Linked DNA regions of Homo sapiens: region 1 is linked to region 2. A link is an interaction called in ENCODE POLR2A ChIA-PET data of the cell type or tissue named here. Cell type or tissue: K562. All regions are shown on one strand.

Region 1 (8,000 bases), 240 kb before region 2:
CAAATACAGGGATGTGAGGAAAAAAGAAAGTTCTATTTTCAAGGAAATTTGCTACACAGTTTGAACAGAATCTGATAAACACCAAAGTATATATTACAGATAAAATAAGCATTTCTTTGCAAGTTATTAAATGTCATGTGCTTTATATAAGCTAACAGAAAACATAATTCAATAACTTTTTAATGTAGTCCATGTCTTAAAAATAATTTGGCGATCATTGGTCTTGCGTTGAGACAGGAGCCACGACAATAATTATTTAGACTTTTTTGCATTTGCAGGGCACATGCCAAAAGTTGTTTATACATTACAACTATAGTTAAGCTTTTACATTAATGAAGCAGTAATTAAAACTTTGGAACTGCCCCAGGTGTTTCTGTGGCTAATGTAAGCTCATGCTTGATCTTATTTTCTCTCTGTGGCAGTCACAAGGCTTAAGGATATGGGATGAGAGTTTAAAAGAAAATATAAACAATTTTAAAAACAGCTACAACTTTGGAAGCTACAGAAAGCTTATCTTTCCTTGTTTTCCTGAGTCTTTGATGATTAATACATTTAGAGCCAAATTTAAGGGCATCACTCAAGTCCTACTGAATTAGAATCTTTGAGGTTAACCTTGCACATCTGTGTTTTGTTAATCCCCACTGGTGACACTGATGGGCAGCCAATGTCAAAACCCACTGATTTTAAATAATATAGTATGATGTAAGGGGCATTACTGTGAGCTCAGCACTATTCTAGGTCCTGGAGATACAATGATTATCAGAGCAGACAGGGCCTCTGCTCTCCTGAAGCTTAAGAGATGCATATGATGAGCAAGTGGGCAACAACTGGCCTGGCTGTGATAGCGCGAACAGGGCACTGTGATGGAGTGACTGGAGACAGGCTTTGTCACCATGCAAAACCAACAATGGTCTGAGAAGTTGCAGAAAGCCTCTCTAAGATGGGTCAGTGCACTTGGCCTTAAGAAGGAGTTGCTATGTGACATTCCAGAATAAAAGAGATTTCCAGGGAGAGGTAACAGCTAGGTCAGATGCCCTAAGGGTAAAACCTGCTTGGTACCTCAAAGGATCAAAAAGATGCCTGTTGACTGGACCAAGACAACAATGCAATTTGTTCAGTATCATCAGAGAATTTCACGTAAGTGCCTTTTCCATAGATCTAAAATTTACTTAATCTTATACCACTCAAAAATTTACTCATTTTATATAAAACCTTTCTCTCATGGATGGGTGACACAAAATGCAGAAGACATGCTTCTTACTCTCAAAGGACTTAGCGGTCCACAATGTACCCAGTGTGAAAATAAATATGATTTAAAACCTGTTGGAACCCTGAAGACACTTTAAGCCTTGAGAGAGATGTGATTGTGATCTGAGCCACACAGGGTTGTGACTTCTGTTTCTCAGATTATAGAACAACTTGTTTCTTATTGTTCTTGTTCTGTACAGTGACTAGAGAGACTCAAACAACAACAGGGACAAAAACCTGCTGCCATCTTAATGACCCTTGTTACAGATTAACTTCCCCTTTCTTGTCCTGCTTTGCTTAGGCCAGTTGACAGAAAACCCATAACCACTATACCCTCTGTAACAAATGTTATATGTATCCTTCCCAAAAAGAAACACAGCCTATACAACCAATCAAATTGCTGCAATTGTGTGCCAACTTTGTCAGAAAAATGTTGTAATCCTGCTAAAAACTCCCTGGTCTCTGACTATATATAAATGAAACTTTAACTTCCCTACTTCAGAACACTGACTCCATTCCTTTGGAGCTGGTGTTTATAGGTGGGCTATCCTCAAACTTTGCCCTTGAATAAACTCTCTCTAAGTCAGATTCTGACCCTTTTGATTATTTTAGGTTGACACCAACTAACTATAAATAAGAAAAGAAAACATTAAATGCTTTAACCAAGGTTTAAACTACGTGCTATTAACACAAATAAGGAATATTTAATTCCAATAGCTGACACCAAAGATCTTCATAGAGGTAATATTGTCTGAGTTTGGTCTTACAAAGTAGGAAGATTTCATTCTCGTTTCGGCAGCACATATATTAAAATAAGATTTAGACAGAGGTAGAGAGGGCATCTTATATGGAAGATCATTGGCAAAGTATCAGGTACATTGAAAGAACCAAGAGCTGCTTGATTGCCTGGGGTCAGGGTTCCAGGGGAACCTAAGGATAGTATGAAATACGCCAAAAAGGACATTTGGTCCAGATCATAGAGGACGTTGAATTCCATGGTAAGGAGTCTGGAAGCAGTAGAGAAGCACAGATTTTTGAGCAGAAGAATGATGGGATAAGAGATGTGTTTAAGGAAGAAAACACTACTTTCTTGGTGCTGCGATGTATTTCATGAATGACCTGAGGGGTTGTTGAGTTATAAACGGCCTTAACCTTTAAACAGAAAGCTCAGTAATGCTGAGACTGTAGAGTTAATGGTGAGTTAATGGTTCTTCTGGATCTTAGCCTGCTGTCAGCTGGCATTTCTAATTTATTGCAAACTAGACGCTTCCAAAGGAAATGGAAAAAGTCACACCTAAAACTAATCCTATAATTAAGTAAAACAAAAACAAAAACTCAAAATCCACAAGTAGTTCCAGTCCACTACTATTAGAAACTAAAAAGCATGGGGCCTTGTCCTTTTATCAGCCTTTTGTTTTTTTAGAAAAAAAAAAAAAAAAAAAACTATTCAGAAGACTTTTCCACAAAATTCTCTATTTATCTGAATCATTATGATTGAAGAGACTTGATCTATAAATTGAACCATCAGTGTTAGCCTCAAGAAAAGCAAAAACCCACTGGGTTGTGAGCTCCTTGAAGCCCCGGGCCAGGGCTTCATGACCACCAAAGCCCCAGCTCACTCTGCAAGGCTCCTAGCAGTTGCTCAGTGAAAACCAGTTGCATAATGAATGTATAACAGCTTGCACTCTTACCAACACTGATGCTGGAATTGGGAGAGGAGGACATATATACACACATGAATTAATATATTTGTTTTTCATATATTTTTAAAATATATGCATATATTTTTCATCTGTATGTGTGTTGCATAGGTATCTTTTCATGTATATATTTTCATATTTGTAACAGGCATATGTTTTCCATATATATGGCTATTTTCTGCCCTTCCTCAGCACCCACAGCAGTGTGGTGGCCTGTGAAGTTCTGCCATCACAGAGAGAGCACCAAAGGCAATAATTCACAGAAAAGCTGCTTGGGACTTTTGCAACCATTCTTGAGTCTACTGGTTCTCAGCTATTTTCCCATCCCAATACTCCTGAAGGCTATGGCACACCCATGAGGAACAGTGACTCAGTGTGACAGCAACGGACACACCTCACCCCACCCTACCCAGAAAGCATATCAGAAGAGGGAGAAGGAAAGGATGAGGGAAAGGAAAGGAGAACATAAACATAAGCAGTTTGAACAAAAAAGCCCCGAAGTCCTTCTGCTATACCCCACCAGGGACAGGTCTTAGCCACAGCCTCCATCCCCCCAACTTGAAAATCAAGTATCATTTAAGTGGTTGGCTTTCAGAGTTAGAGGGGCCTGAATCTAGTCCTAGCAACACAATTATCAGCAGAGTGATCCCAGTCATCACAGTTAGCTTCTCTATGCTTCACTTTCCTCATCTGCAAAAGAAAGATAATAGTAACTATCTCAAATAGCTACTTGGAGGATTAAATGAGACTAAATTGTATAAGCTGTTGGGCACAATGCTTAACACATAAGGATAATAAATAGATGTTAGCAATGATTATTATCAACAACCAGCCCTTATAATTAAATGTTTGCCATGGAGGACATGGATGCTAATCAAAGCTTCCAAGAAATCAGGTGGGACATTTGTGATAGATCCAGCTGTCACTGGGCTTTATCAACAAGGTATATGTGCAAGTCAGGTGCAGATGTGAGACAGGTGAGTCCATATGGGTCCATCTGGGTGCAGACTCAGGCCCGCCACCAAAGCCGACCGTATGCAGCAAAGTGCTTGGTTGGTATTTGGAACCACGACTAATGTTCCCTTTTCTTTCTTGGTTCTTATTAATTCAGAAAAGCGGGCTCAGCCCTAGTTGGAAAGTCAACAAAGGGAACAAAAAACTGATGCTGGTTTTCTTAGGAATGAAGATGGGGCTCTCTGTTAAGGTGCTACTTCCTGCCTCAGGACTTGCGGGCAGATAAAATCAAGGGCTCTCTGGCAACAGCACAACCCCTGGTGGCCAGATGATGTCACTGCAGGTTTTTCTCCATTAAAAGAACATAGTATGAATGAGTCACATCACAGCTGCAACTCTGTTTCTCCTCCCCTGCATAGACTATGCTCTAAGCTACCAGCAAGTACATTCGGGGATCCTGCTGAGGCAACACCAGATAAAAAAAAAAAAAAGATTTTTTTTGTTGTTGTTCTCAAAATTCTGATTGCTGCAGATTGAACCCAAAGAACTTTATTCTGCTCAGGTCAGCCGGGTTCTGAAACTCTTGGCATTAAAAGCAGAGTGGGTGACAATCATAAACCTACAGTTAAATGTCTAGTGTCCTGAGTGCCAGGCTCATCAGGAAAACAAAAATTTCCACTTGTAGTCAAAGCCAACCTCAGCCCCTCCCACTATTCTCCTACAACAAAGGCCCTAAGGGAACAGTGAGGAAAGAACGTGGCTTTCTTCCCCCCTGGCATGCTACAGAAGCTATCGTGAAAGCTGGTGACTATTTAGTAGATATGTCAGGGTCCTTCATTCATAATTTTGTTCAAATCTTTTGATTCTACTTAGATTCTGCTTTAGAATAGCAAAGTCCATATGCTATTACACAGTATGAATACTGGCTCTTTTTCATTTCTTCTTGAACTTACCTTGTTAAAAAATAATAATAGCTTGTAATGACAAGGTATGTCAGTGCCCAATGAACAGAAGGGAGGGGGAGAAAAAACAGAGGTATCTGAAGGCCACTGAGGATAGGGAGACATTCCACAGTTGTTCACTTCTTCCTTCACTCCCAGCTCTCTCTCTCCTCAGATGATAGGGAGGTAAACATGCTTAGAGTTCATTTGGTCTTACACTCAGAATGTCTGCACCCTGTTTCTCTATTTTGATGAACTATATGCCAGGATAGCCAGCCAAGTAGAAAACACTGCCGTTCTTGCACATCTACAATGCTGCACAAGTAACATTTCACAATGGGTAGGTTCCTCTGCACTGTTTCAGTTAGAAGAAAGAACACAATTCACCCAATTTTAAACACATCATTATCCCTTCACCATTTCCTTTCAAAATCAAAGAAAAGGAATTAAGTCCATATTTTGATGGGAGCTGGAAAAAAACGTTTGGACTCTCCCTTCTTCATTTAGAAAAGGAAAAGCTGCCCCCTTTCACAGAAACACATCAAGCAAGTGGACAATGAGCGACATACAGGTGCAAATGCCAAAGGACAATTTGTTCTTCTGCAAAATCATTCAGCAGGAAATTGGGCTAAGAGTATTACTGAGAATAAAGAAAGCGTGGCTGGAACAAAATAAACAACAACGCAACTCCACAGCAAGAAAAGAAAACCCAAGATCAGCAAGGAATGATTCCATGTAAGAGAGAAATGTTAACTGTAGTTGTGAGGACAAGTGAATTTAAAATCATATTAAGATTCCACATAATGTTACACGATATACAAATCACTATAGTTAATATGTAGAGTCAAGACAACAAGAGTAGATGGTGCCATTGTTACCTTGATGTAGCAACAGAGAATGATATATTCAGTACAACATACTCTAAAGCAGGGGTCCCCAACCCCTGGGCTACATACAGGCGGTTAGGAACAAGGCCGCACAGCAGGAGGTGAGTGGCAGGCAAGCCAGCAAGGCTTCATCTGTATTTACAGTGGCTCCCCATTGCTTGCATTACAGCCTGAGCTCTGCCACCTGTGGGATCAGTGGCAGCATTTGATTCTCAAAGGAGTGCGAACCCTATTGTAAACTGCACATTGAGGGATCTAGGTTGTTCACTCCCTATGAAAATCTAATGCCTGATGGTGTCACTGTCTTCCATCACCCTCAGATGAGACCATCTAGATGCAGAAAAACAAGCTCAGGACTCCCACTGACTACATTAGGGTAAGTGGCATAATTATTTCATTATATATTACAATATAATAATAATAGAAATAAAGTGCTCAGTAAATGTAATGTTTTTGAGTCATCCCAAAACCATCCCCCAACCTTCGTCTGTGGAAAAACTGTCTTCCAGGAAACCAGTCCCTGGTACCCAAAAGGTTAGGGACTGCTGCTGTAAAGCGTGCTGGGACAGTCTTCATGGCTCTGAGTCTCATGGGTTCCCGTTATCAGTTTGGTTGTTGCAGTGACTCCCACAAGCTACCAACTTCAGTACTGTTTTCAGAAAAAAATGACCTAGAACCTAACAGAAAATGGACCACCAGGGACAACGGTCGGCTTCATTTGGGTCTGGTCACAAAATTGGGGTCATATTTTGACAGTCCTACAAACTAAGAATTCCTGCCATTCACAAAGTCACAGCTGGTAGAAATTCTTCAAATTATGATCAATATAGTTCACAGAAACTATTTCCAGTGGCACTTTTAGTTACTTTGAAGTTGTCTTCAGCCATAGAAAGACATGGCAAATGTCTTAGAAGCAGATAGCTATATCTATACTTCCTTCTGTCCTAACCACCACCGACACCCCAATGTTGGTAGAGAATTCTAGTAAAGAAAGGAAAGTGGAAAGGTGAGTTTTAGGGTTACCTATAATTTGACTTTCTGTGTCTCAAAGTACCCTTTTTTGTTATGTGTTTTGTCAAACCTAAGTTATTATTGCTATTGCTTTTACTTTATATTCTTCTCTGTGTAGTGCATACTAAACAAACCTTAAAACACAAGTGGCTCAATTTACTTCAAATATTCATGTAAAATAAAATCGAGTTCCTTCAGTATCAGATTTGGAACTACTTCAGAGTGAAAAGGAAATAACAATGAGAATAGTGAAAGGAGGCTCATGGAAAAGTACCAAGCAGAGAGAGGTTGCCAACCTTTCCCCATGTGATGAACTCTCTTTTGACAACACCCACACAATCAAAGGCATCAATGTTAATCATTCAGAAAAATAAGTTAGGTTAAAAAAATTAAGTAAATGACAGGATAGAAAAGCCTTTGTTTTCCTAGTGAATATCTAAAAATGTGTCTTATACACATCTTAAATTAGGTATATTGTAAAAGAGGCCACAGGCAGAGTCCAGTTTCCACTGGCTTTTTGAAATTCTTTGCTCCCAAATCCAGTTAGATATAACACACATCATTTTACTTTGTAGTCAAAGTATGAGCCAGATTTTCAAACACTTCCACTTTAAATGCCTGTACATAAGTCACCTCTGTTCTTATGACCCACACAAATCCTGTATTTAGAATAGTGTACAACTGATCTCTACTGATTATGAAGAATTAAGTAGTCAATATGCCCAACTGGGGTTATTATTATAAAAGAATATACTTAAGTGTTGCTTAGTTTCATATGGAAATTCTTTTTCCAACTTTAGCTTATTCTTTTAAAGCCTAAATGGGAGAGGAATCCAAGAAAGCTTAGGGCAGAGTTGAAATCAACTGAGATGCCTTCTATTTATACCAAGATGACCAGTCTTCTCATGACAGTCCCAACTGTAGGAGAAAAATCGTTAGCTAAGGCATCTACCACAGCAGTTAAAATTTATTTGCCTCTAGCTTAAGCTAATTCTCTAAAAGTATTGCAAGGCTTTGGCCCAAGGTAAACTTAAAACTACCTTAAGGAACCTGCTGTCAGAAGGTCTTTCACATAAGCTGACCTTATTGGCATATGTGAAATAAAGTAAAACATGCCTAGGTCTGTATTTGACCTCACTGAGCAACTGTCTCTCCAGTCCAGTGAAAATCTTCTGACCATGGAATGCCATGCATGCCACTTTGATAGGAGTCCTTTGATGCAGTATGTTTTCAAACTGCAGGTCACTACCCCATTTAGT
Region 2 (8,000 bases):
AGATCAACTTTTTAAACTCCCATATATCAAGAACATGTGATATTTGTCTTTCTGTGCCTGCCTTATTTCACTTAACATAATGATCTCTAGTGCCATCCATGTTGCTGTAAATGACAAAATTTCATTTTTTATGGCTAAATAGTATTTTATTGAATATACATACCATATTTTCTTTATCCATTCATCTGTTGATAGACACTTAGGTTGATTCCATATCAACCTCTTGTAAATAGTGCTATAATAAATATAGGGGTGCAGATGTCACTTTGATTTACTGATTTCCTTTCCTGCTACTGGATAAATACCCAGTAATGAGATTGCTGGATCATATGGTAGTTATATTTTTAGTTTTTTGAGAAACTTCCAGACTATTTTCTATAATGACTATACATATTTATGTTCCCATCAAGAGTGTATAAAATTTCCCTCTTCTATGCATCCTGGCCACCTTTTGTTATTTTTTGTCTTTTTGATAATAGTCATTCTAACTGTGGTAAGATGATGTCTCATTGTGGTTTTGATCTGCATTTCTCTGGTGATTGATGATGCTGGGCATTTTTTAAATAAACTTGTTAGCCATTTGTATGACTTCTTTTGAGAAAGAAAGTCTATATAAAAGAAAGTCTTTTGAGTTGATTTTTGTGATCAACTGTGTGAGTGATAGGTGTCTAGTTTCATTCTTATGCATAGGGATTTCCAGTTTTCTCGGCATCATTTATTGAAGAGAATGTCTTTTCCCCAATGTTTATTCTTGGCACCTTTGTTGGAAATTAGTTGGCCATAAATATGTGGACTTAATAATATTTCTGGATTCTCTATTTTGTTTCATTGGTCTATGAGTCTGTCTGTTTTTATACAGACTTTCTTTTATACAGACAAGAAATGTCTGTTAATGTCCTTTGCCCAATTTTTAGTGCAATTATTATATATATTATACTGTTGAGTTTTTTGAGTTCCTTGTATATTCTGGGTATTAGTCCCTTGTGGGATGAATAGTTTGCAAATATTTCCTCCCATTCTGCAGTTTGTGTCTTTGCTCTCTTGATTGTTTCCTTTGCTGTGCATAAGTGTTTTAGTTTGCTCTAATCCCATTTGTCTATTTTTCCCTTTGTTGTCTTTGTTTTTGCAGTCTTAGTCATAAAATTATTGCCTAGACCAATCTCCTACAGCATTTCCCTTATGGCTTCTTGTAGTAGTTTTATAATTTCAGGATTTACATTTGTATTTAATCCTTTTTGAGTTGATTTTTGTATATGGTGAGTCATAGGGATCTAGTATTATTATTCTGTATATGGTGAGTGATAGGGATCTAGTTTTATTATTCTGTATATGGATTTCCAGTTTTCTCAGCACCATTTATTGAAGAGGGTGTCCTTTCCACAGTGTTTATTCTTAGTGCCTTTGTTGAAAAATCAGTTGGCTGTAAATATGCAGACTTATTTCTGGATCTCTATTCTGCTTCATTGGTCTAGAGTCTGTGTTTATAACACTACCATGCTGGTTTGGTTGCTATGGCATTGTAATATAATTTGAAGTCAGGTAGTGTGACGCTTTCAGCTTTGTTCTTTTTGCTCGGCATTGCTTTGGATACTTGGGCTCTTTTTCTGTTCCATTTGAATTTTATGTTTTTTTCTCTATTTCCATGAAAAATAACGTTAGTATTTTGATAGAGATTGCATTGAATTTGTAGATTGCTTTAGGTAATATGGTCATTTTAACGATGTTTGTTCTCCTTATCCATGAGCATGGGATGTCTGTCCATTTGTTTGTGTCCTCTTTAGTTTCTTTCATCAGTGTTTCACAGATTTTTTTCTAGAGATCTTTTATCATCTTGGTTAAATGTATTCATAGGTATTTTATTTATTTATTTATTTTTAAATATTGCAAACAGGATTATCTTCTTGATTTCTTTCTCAGCTACTTCATTATTGTTGTTCAGAAGTGCTACTGATCTGTGTATGTTGGTTTTGTATCCTATAACTTTGCTGAATTTATCTATCATAACTAGGAGTTTCTTTGATGCCTTTACTCATCTCTTCTCCTTCAGGAACACCCAAAATTTGAATATTTGGTCACTTCTTTGTCTCATATGTTATGTAGGCTTTGTTCTTTTTTATTCTTTTTTGTTTTTTGTCTGATGGGATTATCACAAAAGGCATCTTCAAGTTCAGAAATTCTTTTTTCTGCTTGACTTAGTGGATTTTGAAGCTCTACATTGTATTTCTTATTTCATTCATTGACTTATTCAGTTTTGGATTTCTGTTGGTCCTTTTCTATGATATCTCTTTGTTGAGTTTTTCATTCAGATCATGAACTGTTTTTTCTGATTTGTTTGTGTTTTTAAATCTATGTCCTTTTGTATCTCACCGAGCTTCTTTAATTTCATTATTTTGAATTCGTTTTCAGTCAATTGATTTCTTTTTTGTTGGAATCTGTTGCTGAAGAATTATTATGTTCCTTTGGAGGTGTCATGTTTCCTTGCCTTTTCATGTTTCTTGCATCCTTGCATTGATACGTGCACATGTCATGTAACAGTCACTTCTTAATTTTTTGGATTGGCTTTTGTAAGGAAAGACTTTTTCCTATAGATGTGTCTATGGTGTTGGTTGGGTAGGGCACTTTAGCTTTGATTCTGGGTGTGTGTAGTTTCTGTATGATTTCTTCAGCTGTAATCAGCATCAGTGGTATTTTTGAGTTTTCCTCAGTGACTTAGGTTGCAATTGTTAGTGGAGGATATGGTGAGGCTATTTTGGGATGGGAGACACCAGTTGGGTAGGTTATTGAGCTCTGATGGTGATGGTGGTGGCAGGACAATTGGGCCCATCCTTGGGCCCCCAGGTGTATACACCGTTACTGGTATTTGCAAGTCCAGGCAGGCAGCCAGGCAGCTTGCTTAGGTTCCAACAGTGGCAGAGGTGGGTCAAGCAAGTGGGCATGTCCATAGGCCCCTTGGTGGCATGTGTGGTATGGACAATGACAGTAACAGTGACAGGCCAATACTCAGGCCCTCATGCACTACTGGTGGTTGCACATTGGTGGGTGGCAGCCTTTGTGGTAGTGGCAGGCTGGGAGGACCCATCCTCAAGCCCCCAGGAGAATTGCACAGACATCAGTAATGGCAGACTGTGTAATCAATCCCTAGGCCCCCAGATGACACGTGCAAGTACTGACAGGCCTCGCACCAGGCAGGACTGTTCTGTCCTCAGGCCCCAGGTGTTACACGTGGGTGCAGGCTGTGGTGGGTGGGACTGTTCAATTCTCAGGCTCCCAGTTTATTTGCACAGGTGTTGGCAGGCTGGGCAGGCCTGTCCTCAGGCCTCTGGAAAGCATGCATAGACACTGGTGGCAGCAAATGAGGTGCGTCAATTCCAAGGCCCCCAGAGAGCATGCTTTGGCACGATTGGCAGGTAGGCTGGGTCTGTCGTTAGGCCCAGCTGGCAATGACAAACCTACTGATGTTGTGTGCATATGCCAATGGTTCAGGCAGGGCAGGTCAATCTCCAGGACTGCAGATGGCACACCTGAGCACTGGAAAGCATGATGCCAAGCATGGCAGGCCTGTCCTTGGGTCCCCAATAGTGTACGCGTGCACAGGCTGTAGTGTGTGAGGCGGGGCAATCCCCAGTGTCCCAGACAGCCTGCATAGGCACCAGTGGTAGGTAGACTGGCTCTGCTGTTAGGCCCCCTGATAACGCATTCATATAGCAGAAGCAGCAGGCAGGGTGGGTTGGTCCCCAAGCCTTCAGCTGTTGTGCTTGGGTGATAGCAGCAGTGAGTAAGACTGGCCTGTCCTCAGGCCCTTGGATGACATCTGCCTGGACCAGTCACCAGGTCCATTGAAGGCACATACATGTGCATGGTGGCCCTTCTGCTGGGGTGACTGGGCTGGCTGTCAGTGGCAGTGGTGTTCTTCAGGCTCTGGGGAGTGCACATTTTGCCTTACTTCTTCCTGGGTGCATCCTCCCCAGTGTGCTGCACTGCCTGTTCCCCGGGGTGTAAGACTCTGCATGGGCTAGAGGGCTTGGAACGCAGCAGCACCATTAGGTTCAGCCAGCGTCTCCGTGTTGCAGCGCTCTGGGTTGTCATGGGGGATTATCAATATTGGCAGGGTTCCAGGAATGTGAAGATGCAGGGCTTTTGGGCCCCAGGGCAGGATGTAGGCTAGTGGGGGCTCTCAAAATAGCACCACGCTGCTTGGGTCTGGGGAATGTGTTAGACCCAGCAAGAGCTCCCATCTGGAACAGTTGTGTTGCAAGGACCCCAGGCAGCTCCCTATACTATTCTCAGTTCTCAGGACTGCAGGAGTCTACTTCTAGGGATCTCTCCCTTACCCTTTCCCCACACTGGGGAGCCTCTTTTGGCTCCTCTCAGGTCCCAGCTGGGCCAGCTGCCTTGTTTCTCTCTCCTTCCATGCCTCAGATATTCCATGTCACTTCCTTGCTGAATTCCAGTGTTCTCTCTTCGATGCTGTATTCGATCTATGTTTATCTACTTACTGTTTTCCTCCTTCTCTGTGGAGGAGATGAGTGCTGGGTGCCTCTAGTTAGCCATTTTGAACTGTCTGAAATTTTTTATCCAGACGTTAAAGAGTTGAGATTTATTAACTCATTAAAAATGTTATGTTATATCAGAAAAACTATGACTCATTTTAGTTTTACATATCAAAGCCAAAACTAATTTCTTCTAAACTATTGTGGAGAAAAAATACATAATATTTAAATGCCATGAAACAATTACAGCAAATACCTGACTTGTTTTTCTACCAATCTCTCAATTATCAAAATAGGTATAAAAATATAGAAATAATTTAATTTAAAAAATCAATTCCTGAAAAGCAATGTCTGTGGTGGAATTTTTTCTACGTCTGCTTCTGAAAGTTGTAGTGTGATGTTCATCCTGCCTTTCCTATTTCTTCCCTCTTATATGTGGAGGAAGAGAATTTGGAATCATGAAAGGAAGAGTTCATCAGGTGGAAAAGAGAGGAATACAATCATTTCACTTTCTTTTTCCACCTAAATCCCCTAAGGAAAAATCCAAATAGCCAACTTGTATGAGATAAAGTTAAAAATAAAACAAAACAGTATAATTTGTTTAAATTTTAAAAGTAATGAAAACCCAAATGCTTAGAACACAAAGGAAACCAAGAAGAGGGAAGAAGAGGAGAAAAGGAGGAAGGAAATAAGGGAAGGAAGGAGAGAGAGGAGAAGGGAGGAAGGCAGGCGGGCAGGCAGGAAGGAAAAAAGGTCTTCACTTGAACTTATTACCCAAAATAACTACTTTAACACATTGGTATATTTCTTTCTAGTGTTTGCATTTGTGTGTATAAAATATATATTAATAAGTGGCACTATTGCCAAAATAAAATAATAATACTCCTTTCCTGCTTTTGTTAATTAGTAATGTATCCTCAACATTTTTCATGCAACTAATGCATCTTTACATTATCATGATTCGCAGCCATACAGTATTTTACTATATAGTGATGTCATAATTTATTTAACTAATTCCATTATATTAAAAATATATCATTCATGATTTCAATAAAATATATAAAATATATGTTAATATATCATATATAATGAATATATTTTATTAACATATAACATGATTTTTATATGCATTCCTAATATGTCACAGGATGAAGTCCTAAGAATTAAATTGATGCAGAAAGGGTGGATGTATTTTCAAGGCTTTTGGCACACATTATCACAGAAACTTATCACCAATTTATAATCTCATCAGATAGTGTGAATGTGACAGAATCTAATTCCTTAATCATTCTAAAGAGATTTTTTAGAATTAAAAAAAACTATATATAACATCACACTTTGAAATTAATGGGCATATTCTTTTAAATGAAAAGGGCAAAATTAAATATTAACTGTTAATCCCCTTCTGTACCTACAAATTTGCATTACATGCTATAGTTTTCTTTCTCAGGTGAGGGTTCTGACAGTTTCCCTTCCTCATCTTTTTTGAATTTTCTCGTTACTTCTTCCAATGGCAAGAGTGTTCTAATAAATTAAACTTGGTCATAGTTAATATTTCTTAATTTTTGATGCTAATTCCTATTTCTGCTTTTATAATGAACAAGAAAGAGAAAGTTGTTGTTGTTTTTTGAGTGAAATCTTCATCTCAATGAACAGAGAAATAAGCTTGGTGTTAAAAGCTACTATTTGCATGCACATCCAAGACAGAGTAAGGTAAGCAAGTCTTCCTTTTTTGTGTTACAATTGAATTTAACAAACATTTCCTGGATGTCTGTTAGATCCTGCGTCAAGCTCTGGAAAATTTGGTTTACTAACTTGTTTAATAGAGAAAATAATCCTTTCTCCAGATTTCCCTTTATTATTAACTTTATAACATCTATGAAACACTTCAAACTTTCCAGAGCAGATTTTACCTGTATATGGAAGGCCAGTTCCTGGCATTCTGCACATATTTCGATCCCAAAAAAGCATTTTTAAAGGAAAGAAACAATATAATAATTCTACTCTGTAGTAACTTAAAGCATCATGTGGAACTGAACTTTCCAAACTATGGGTTGAGGTGTTCTGAAGCACTGCAGCAAACCCATAGGATCACATGGAACATTAAAAATTCTTGAGGGAATCACAGCATTACCTATCAACACATGCAAATGCTACTGTTAAGTTGTTTGGACCCAATTACTATTAGGAATTTCTTTTGGCCTAAAAGGCACCATGAAAAATAATAGAAGAGCACCATAAATCAAGACAGTTTGGAACCTTGGGTTGGACACTTCAGGTACAGGGTAGAAACAACAGGATGGGGACCCTATTCTCTAGAAATTTATATTTTAAATTTACAAGGCACACTTGTATAGTAAAGGATCAACCTTGCCTAAAGAAAGGTTTGCCTCTTGCCTTCAGCTCCTGAGAGGTAACCTCAAAGCTTTTGGAATGGCCAGCCAGAGGAGTGTCTTTATTTGACTTGGGGTCCTTGAGCCATGCCACATAGTCTGTGCTAACAATGTGATTTATGTTGGGGGCCTTGAGTCAGGCAGTATAGGCTTGACCTCTGGAGGTGCTAGAAACTAAGGTCAGCTATGTGGGTGGTTATCCCCCAATAAAAACCCCAGACACCAAGGCTCAGGTGAGTTTCCTGGTTGGTAATACTCAATGCACAAAGTCACACATTATTGCTAGGAGAAATAAGCATTGTTTGCACAACTCCACCAGGAAAAGACCACTGGTAACTCTGTCTGGTCTCTCCTGGACCATGCTTTATGTGCCTTTTCTTGGTGTTGATTTTAATCTGTGTCCTTTCACTGTAATAAACTATAATTGTGGGTAAACAGCTTTGCTGAATTCTGTGAGTCCTTCTATAGCAGTATTGAACCTGAGAGTAGTCTTGGAAGCTCCTGACTGCCACTGACTAACCACTACATCGTTAACTTTTATAGGTTTTCATTTGTGATTTTTTTCCCCAGTAGAAAGATGTCATTGAGAAGATATAGCATCCACTAATGTAAGAACAAGTTTAATATAAAAAATAGCCAATCTTGCCACACAAGAAAGTTCATTTTATCGGGTAATATAGATAAGAAACCTGCCATTTTTATTTATGAGCTATATGAAATTGGTTTTGACATTTTGCATGACAAAATCAACAAGAGTATTAAATGATTCTGAAAGTTTTGAAACTGACAGCTTAAGTGATACAGTAGTATTTATTTTAAAATATGGCAAATAATTTTATCTATTTATGTTTTAAGATACTGCTACCAAGTTGGAATGGGAGAACCCAGCTGCCATCCTTTGCAGAATGTTAAATACCACAAGCTGTTTTACAAACATTGTGTTATCAGTAAAACTCAAAATATTTTCCCAAATACTTTCTAAAAATTTCCCAACATGCAAGTATTTTAAAAAGCTTTTTACTTACATATTCCTAACTCGTTTACATATTATTTTTTCTTAGCTTTGTAAGACTTTGGAGCTTCTATTAAGAGCTTTATGACAATGATGTTTGTTCCA

Evidence for each region. ChIA-PET counts read pairs that join two places held together with the same protein. Peaks named below come from ENCODE experiments on the same cell type or tissue, not always from the same donor. Only the 100,000 strongest peaks of a DNase experiment are listed, where the experiment ranks them.
Region 1: POLR2A ChIA-PET joins it to region 2 with 6 read pairs; 3 of 35 experiments call an interaction of 5 or more read pairs at or near these places.

Annotation. Positions count from the first base shown.
Region 1 is chr6:125,188,715-125,196,714 of GRCh38, reverse strand. All of the region lies in intron 1 of TPD52L1 (TPD52 like 1), which reads right to left. LOC100126584 (a long non-coding RNA gene) reads left to right here. Exons shown (of 4, transcript NR_149043.1): 2 at 6,051-6,106. Among named protein-coding and RNA genes, the nearest start is that of TPD52L1, 39 kb to the right of the region's middle. In K562, a CTCF peak has its summit at 4,218; a DNase peak (open chromatin) is centred at 4,244.
Region 2 is chr6:124,951,476-124,959,475 of GRCh38, reverse strand. The region is part of intron 1 of RNF217-AS1 (RNF217 antisense RNA 1); the gene reads left to right. Among named protein-coding and RNA genes, the nearest start is that of RNF217, 7.0 kb to the left of the region's middle. RefSeq lists enhancers at 2,985-3,573, 3,574-4,163. In K562, no CTCF peak of the experiment used is centred here; a DNase peak (open chromatin) is centred at 4,075.